Linked DNA regions of Homo sapiens: regions 2 and 3 are each linked to region 1. A link is an interaction called in ENCODE POLR2A ChIA-PET data of the cell type or tissue named here. Cell type or tissue: OCI-LY7. All regions are shown on one strand.

What was found. ChIA-PET counts read pairs that join two places held together with the same protein. Peaks named below come from ENCODE experiments on the same cell type or tissue, not always from the same donor. Only the 100,000 strongest peaks of a DNase experiment are listed, where the experiment ranks them.
Region 2: POLR2A ChIA-PET joins it to region 1 with 7 read pairs; 2 of 35 experiments call an interaction of 5 or more read pairs at or near these places.
Region 3: POLR2A ChIA-PET joins it to region 1 with 5 read pairs; 2 of 35 experiments call an interaction of 5 or more read pairs at or near these places.

The regions. Positions count from the first base shown.
Region 1 is chr4:123,451,235-123,453,734 of GRCh38, reverse strand. No RefSeq gene overlaps it. Among named protein-coding and RNA genes, the nearest start is that of SPRY1, 56 kb to the right of the region's middle. In OCI-LY7, no CTCF peak of the experiment used is centred here; a DNase peak (open chromatin) is centred at 994.
Region 2 is chr4:123,615,964-123,618,463 of GRCh38, reverse strand. No RefSeq gene overlaps it. Among named protein-coding and RNA genes, the nearest start is that of LINC01091, 33 kb to the left of the region's middle. In OCI-LY7, no CTCF peak of the experiment used is centred here; a DNase peak (open chromatin) is centred at 1,323.
Region 3 is chr4:123,609,440-123,611,939 of GRCh38, reverse strand. No RefSeq gene overlaps it. Among named protein-coding and RNA genes, the nearest start is that of LINC01091, 39 kb to the left of the region's middle. In OCI-LY7, no CTCF peak of the experiment used is centred here; no DNase peak of the experiment used is centred here.

The DNA.
Region 1 (2,500 bases):
CCAGGCAATGCCTTCTTGTCCATCGTCACGGTGCCTAGGAGGAACTGGGATTCCTTGTCCCAGGGGCCAATTTCTCAAACCAAAAAAAAAAAAAAAAAAAGATTCTAAATAGGTTTGCCTCCTGCCTCCCGCAAGGGAGACTGGCACACAGCTAATGGGCTCCAGCAGGACCCTCAGAGCCTGAAAGATGTACCATAATTTCCCTTTTGTGACTAACAGCAGTTCCCTGGTGCGTCACACAGCATTTTACATGTAGCGATGAATGGTTCATTAGCTCATTCCTCATCCTCTAAGCTGTGTGTAAGCTGGATTCCTTCTTCAGTGTGTTCATTTAACTTTTCTTCTTTTTTCCTCAATTTTTCTTTTCTTTCAGTTTCATTTGGATGCCTTTAAAAAAAAAGTCATTCTGTACTTTTGCCATTCTAAAGTCACCACAATCTCTCCATTCTCATTGTTTAATAAAGCCATTTTCCTTCTTGTGAGTCTCTCCCCTTCAATTATTCACAACACTCTCCTGTAGGATGATGTGTGTCACTATCAGCTGACCTGACCTCACTGTGGTCATCTTTTTTACTCCATCTGCCTTGTGACTGAAAAACACTGTAACACCTAAATTACATTATAAATTATAGATGGAGACAATTGAAGATTGTGATATAGGCTAGAAATAAGCCTTTGTTTGTTTTAGCTTAGATGGTCGTGGAGGGGTGGATGGGCTTATGATGTGTAGTTAAATCAAACATCCAAAAATGCATGATAACAACTGCAAAGACTGAAATAGAAGCTCCAACAGACCAGCCCACCTCTGAGGAGAGCCAGAGAAATGAAGGGATCAGAGAGAATGGAGGAGGATGAAAATACCAGTGAAAGAGCTGCTTCTGTTTATGTCTACTCACCAGATATACAAATTACTAATGATGAGCAACACTACAAGCAAATCTTTTAATCATGCCTTTTTCTAGCTACCAGTGATGACAGCAGCATTGGCAAGTCTCCCAGAATGGCACATGTGAGAGTTCCTCTATCTGATAGTAGGTAGTGTGGATATCAAGTACTATCTGATGTAGCAAAACTTCTTTTAATTTAGGAAATTATCATTTAATCAGACACAGTTTGTTCCATTCTGAATGGTTGTATTTTGTTCTTGGTTGAGTTCATGGATTAGAATAACCCAGGACATGAAAACCTAACCCATGATAAGATTTAGAATTGCTTGCTGTTAAGGATCTTCAAAAAAGTTTCACCTACTTTGAATGTACCTACTTTGAAAATTTAAAACACAGGAAAATTAAAATTAAGTATACAAAGTAAATATATATAAAAATTCTTTCCTGCAGTTACTTTCATCTGAGTTTTTTCCCACTGAACTATACATGGATTCTTTAATTTTTTTTAACTTAGGAGAGTTTAGTAATTATGAACTATGAATTTTTTCTTCCTTTTTAAAAAAAGTAATTATAATTCAAAAGAATCAGGAAAAAATCCACCAGCAAATAGAACTGAAATATGTTCTAAAAGATTAATGTTACTTCTCCAACATGTTTAACTATTAATGTGATATACAGTTTAAATTAATTTATTTCACCTCTAAATTTTGAATATTTTAAAATTACTCTTTGTTCACTATAACTAATAGTAGCTGCTGGCATTTCCTTCTCCAAACATCACTAGACTTTAAAGTTCTAGTGATTCAGACAAGGCTTTTTTCTCTATTTGAAAATACCAAAACTATTTGCTCCCTGAGAGAGGGGATATTGTCTTACTCATTATCTGTCTCTAGTACCACCTAATTCAAAGTGGATAGTCAATAAATATTTTTTGAAATCAAATGAAAATTTTTTTAAAGACAGGGTCTTGCTCTGTCACCCAGGCTGGAATGCAGTGGTGTGATCAGGGCTCACTGCAGTCTCAATCTCCTGGGCTCAACTGATCCTCCCACCTCAGCCCCACTAGTAGCTGGGACCACAGGTGTGAACCACCATGCCCAGCTAATTTTAAAATTTTTTTTGTAGTCAATGTATTGCCCAGGCTGGTCTCAAATTCCTGAGCTCAAGCCATCCTCTGGTTTTGGTCTCCCAAAGTATTGGGATTACAGGAGTGAGCCATGACCAGGCCAAATGAAATTTAAAATCAACTTTAAGCTCTCAAAATTTGCCACTTGTGAATAGCAGACTAAAAAAACAAAAATAAAACCTCATTCTCCCTATGACAATGGAAACCCAAATGCCTAGCATCACCAAAATATATTAACATCTTAAATACCTAATTTATTATTTAAGGCATAACTCAGATACCAAAGGAATATAGTGTTCTGGTAAAAATAAGATCTTAATAATTTAGGCCAATAAAGGAGCCTACCAGCTTGACTAAGTACAATGGCGCATTATTTTACTACAGTACTGTTGTTCTAATTTATTCAGCATCTACATATGCAGACCTTAAAGGTGTTTTAATGTATAGCAAGTGTAACTTCCTAACTTTTTAGAGTTTGGTTGATTTG
Region 2 (2,500 bases), 160 kb before region 1:
GGGACCCACCACTTATGATTGGTGTCTGAAGTGGGAGACGGTTTTGTGGGACTGAGCTCTTAATCCGCGGCTTCCATGCTAACTTGGGGCAATTAGGATCAGAGTCAAGTTAAATTTTAGGATACCTAGTTGGTGTCCACTGAGAATTGGAGAATTGGTTAGTGTGGGGGGAAAAAAACCCACACATTTGGTGTTAGAAGTGTTGAAAGAGTATACAAGCAGAAACAGGAGTTTTTCATTTGAATCTGTTGAGTTTGAAGCAAAATGAGACATCCAGAAAGAGCTCTCCAGCAGGCAGTTGGAAATACAGGACAGCTGAGCCCAGAAGAAAAGCAGGCTGGAGACATAAATTTGAGAATCAGAGGCCTCAGGATTTAGCTGAGATGATGGGGGTGCATAGGATAGCAGAGTGAAAATGTGAAAACAGAAGCACATGTGGTCAGCTCACACCCCTTTAGTCTAGGAAATTCTTGTGGCCTTACATCTCCCTGGGGGTACAGGGGTTCATTTATGGTCCAGGACAGGGCTTCTGATCCAACGGCACACTTGCACCTTCTTTATTTCAGACTGGTGGCAAACTGTAACTGGTAAGGTGGGAATAAAGGGAGCTAAGAGCTTTTATTCCCCATTGGTTCCTTTGGCAAGTGGAGAATACCTGAAGTTGTGTTACAGAGGTCTTAGGTCTCCACTTAAAAGCCATTTACCTATTACACCCCCCGCCCCCGCCCCATCCCGTCCCAATGCCTCCCTGCCCTGGACCACTTGAGAGTTACCCAGAAGCAAAACTGACCACAACATTCATGCAATGCTGCAGTGGCCGACTTGAGAGAGACCCTGGTCCTCTGTCTTTCAATCCAATTCTCTTTGCCAGTAATCACCCCACCTATTAAAAGCATATGTGCGACACCTTTAAAATTCTCTTTGCCCTTAACTGTGAATAGTGTTTCATTGTCTGCTGCCATCCTACCAGAGAGGGAGCATTGTGTAGTCGGACAAAACTTACACCCCTGAGCAGCAGAGAGCTCAGTTTCCTCTAATGATCCCCAGGCAGGCGAACATTGCCAAGGGCATGATTGTATATGGGTTCTTCTGGAATTGCATATGGGAATACTGTTGCTATGTGACCTGAGCCAAACAATCCTAGAGTCACCTGACATCCTCCATCCAACATTTAGGAGTCATCAAACTTAATTTCCCCTTTGTGCAATAAAACACCAAGAGGAAGCTTTAATAGATTGTATTATGTAACGGTTCTATAAAAATAGCAGGCCAGCGCTGGAGCACTTCCTTCCTGGGGCCCAGTAACCTATGCTGAAAGGATACACACTGGTTGCCCAGGCAACCATGAGAGATGACACTAGGGAAAAAAAAACAGCAACAAAAGGACCATTTTTTGGCTCCGTCAAATGAGGTCTGGTTTCAAGCTTGTGATACAGTGAATACAGACGGCCTAGCACAGAGCGAGGGAACCAGTTAGTGATTCTACTCAGGCATCAGTAGCCTTGCAAAGCTCCCCCTGCTTTCATGGTTTTTTTTTTTCTCTCTCCCTTCTTAAAGAGAGGGAAAAAAAGCTTTCCCCTCGCAATTTCATTTTTTATTTAAGCAAGCAAAATCTTTTAGTGATTTTGAACTGTAGCAATCAGGAAACAATGTTTATTCTAGTCTTTCTTTCTCTTCCCAGGAGTTTGAAAAATAATTTCAGTTACTTGCAATTGTCTTTTATTTTCTCCTAGTTTGTTTGGGGTTTGGTTATGCAAGAAGAACTGGTTTAAAGGCAATAACCTTTATAAACAACAAAAATAAAAAAGTAAATCACAGATGCTCAAGCAATAATGCATTTTAAAAGTAAATAATAACCATTTATGAGATCCCTCTTCACAGCAGACATCAAAGGACTTTGTTTTAATAGATTGAAATCTTCTCTCTCCTGCTGTACTGAATTAGAACCCCTAAGTTTTATTACCAACATCATCATCATTATTATTGCCTTGCAAAATGGACTGCCATTTTAATTTCAGAAAATTGGTTTTCCCAATATACTGAGAATAGTGGCAGAAGGTTTTTAAATTCCTGACATGTGCCTAAACATTTTTCCTCTCACAGGGAGGAAAAAGACCCTCAGGGATTTACAAACATGATTTGGAACCTCAGAAAAATAAAATCAAGGATGAATCAAATGAGATTAAGTTCCAGATCTCTAATATAAAGCAACATCAATAGTTCTTTCAAAGCGATTCTTGAAATCAGTGCTCATAAATATGTAATGCACTTTTTATCTAAAAGACCTGTTTAAATCCTCATATAGTAAATTATTTATTTCAAGATTAGGTACTCAGCACAATGCAGACACCCTCTGATCAAGTGGGAATAAAATCTGTGAAAGCAAATGGTAAGGCATTATGCAAATGTAAACTGCTGTGATTATGATTATCCTGTGAATGGGTAGGTTTGAAGGAAGAAAGCCAAAAAAAAAGAATCAATTATGTATTCTTCAGAAAAA
Region 3 (2,500 bases), 160 kb before region 1:
AAAAGAAATTGAACCATAAGGAAGAAAAGAAGCTTGTCTGTGGTAAGTCAAAGGGAATAGTTATATATCTTACCCATTTTCTACTTCAGGAAACTGAGTCTTATATGTAAAGTGACCTGCTTAAAGTCACACAGATCATAGGTAAGGAGGTCAGACCTGTTCTCTTTTCATGATTCTTTGCAGTAAATGGTTATGGCAAGCAATTGGATTAGACAATAGGAAGTGGCCTAAATGGGAGAGATCTCTTCACCTCAGAGCTAATAGGAGTGGCTTTCAGAGAAGAGCTAACATCAGCATTGAGCTCATGATGGTCAGATTTGTTAAGTTCCAAACCGGCAGAAGAAATAGCATCATGCACAGGTGGAGATAGAGAACACTGGACCCAGGGTCAGATAGGGGAGTAGTGGCAGGTGATTCTAAAAAAGAAGGTTGGGTACAGATTGTATACATTCTTGAGTGCCATCCTTAGACATTTTGACATTTTGACTTATCTGTAGGCAACTGAAAGACTGGATGACAGTGAAAATGGTGATTAGATATATTCATTTAGCCACCTCTCTCCACACGGTCCAGACTCGACAAGGACCAGTTAACAGTTCAAGTGATAATTTTTTTTTTTTTTTTGAGAGAGAGTCTACAAAAAAAAAGAGTGCAGTGGCACAATCTCGGCTCACCGCAATCTCCAACTCCCGGTTCAAGAGATTCTCCTACCTCAGCCTCCCAAGTATCTGGGATTACAGGCACATGCCACCACGCCCAGCTAATTTTTGTGTTTTTAGTAGAGATGGGGTTTCACCATGTTGGCCAGGTTGGTCTTGATCTCCTGACCTTGTGATCCGCCCGCCTCGGCCTCCCAAAGTGCTGGGATTACAGGCATAAGCCACTGCGCCCGGCCTCAAGTGAAAAATTTTAAGGGCATGAATTGCAATTTAGCCCATACAGCAGACAGGAGAAGATGAATCTATCATATCTCATAAAGGAATAATTCCAGGACCAGCTTAGCTGATTGATAGGGGACAGGCCAATGGTGATGGACATGTAAATATATATGTTAAGAATAATAGAATGCTGCTTTACAACTGTATGTGAGGAGTTTGCTTAAATATCTGATACTATAAATTTGACAAATATCATACATTTCACTATCAGCAAAGACCTAGCGATGCTAGAAAAAATAGACAGTAGTGGTGTAGTCAGAAGAGCACGGACTTTCAAATAAGATTGGCTTACCACTTACTACCTGTGTGACCTTGGGAAAGTTGGCTAAGTCTTTCAAAATCTCAGTTCCTTCATCAACCTCAAAGGATTAAATGCTCCAGTGTATATTAAGAAATTTGCAAAGTGCCTAGTTCATAGTGGGCACCCAAGAAACATCAGTTTCTTCCATTAGCATTCCAAACTAGATGCAGATACGTATTATACAATGTTGTTTAATAATCCCTGAGAACACCCAGTGTGCATTTATAAATCCTAAATTAGCTAAAATACGCTGCAAACACATTTTCTTATTTTTCTCAATATATCTTTTCCAAAATAACTTACCATTAAATTATGTTACTATCTGTACTTTAAAAGTTTTTAAACCTGCTCCCTGGGTGACATTGAAAGAGCTGAATTAAGAACCATAAAGTGACTTTAAGCCTTTCCCCCAGTTTAGCAGACACTCCATACCGAACAAATATTAATCATCCAGAGCAGAATGAAGATTTAGGAGAAGATGATGGAATTTCCATAGCTTCCTTCAGCTACTCATTCAAGACTAACAGCATTCATTTGTCAAAGATAGCTATCTCTCTTATATTTACGATAACCTCTGTTACTGTTTGCTCCTTCCCCAACCCTGACAAACATAAAGTTGGACAGAGAAACATTTAAAAGAATGGTTGGCTACAGCATATCAATCCTGGCTCACCCTCTAATCCAACAGCAATATAATCACAAACAAAGCCTCTTTCCAAGGATGTGGTACCTGGGGAAGATAGTCTTTCAACAGTAGAAATATACCTATCCAGGAAGACACTAAAGCTCATTTACTAAAGACAGAATCCAAGTTTATATGTACTAAGTACTAAGTAAATATACATTATAAGTATTTTGTGTTCCTGTGCATTTTGTATTACACATAATAACATCAATAAATAGTTGTTATACATGTTTTAGAAACTACTTTTAGGCCAGGCGTGGTGGCTCATGCCTGTAATCCCAACACTTTGGGAGGCCGAGGCGGGCAGATCATATGAGGTCAGGAGTTCTAGACCAGCCTGGCTAACATGGTGAAACCCCATTTCTAACAAAAATGCAAAAAATTAGCGGGGTGTGGTGGCGCCCATCTGTAATCCCAGCTACTCGGGAGGCTGAGGTAGGAGAATCACTTGAACCCAGGAGGTGGAGGTTGCAGTGACCTGAGATCACGCCATTGCATTCCAGCTTGGGCAACAAGAGCAAAACTCCGTCTCAAAACAAAAAAAAAAGAAACTACTTTTAGCTCTTACAAAATAGA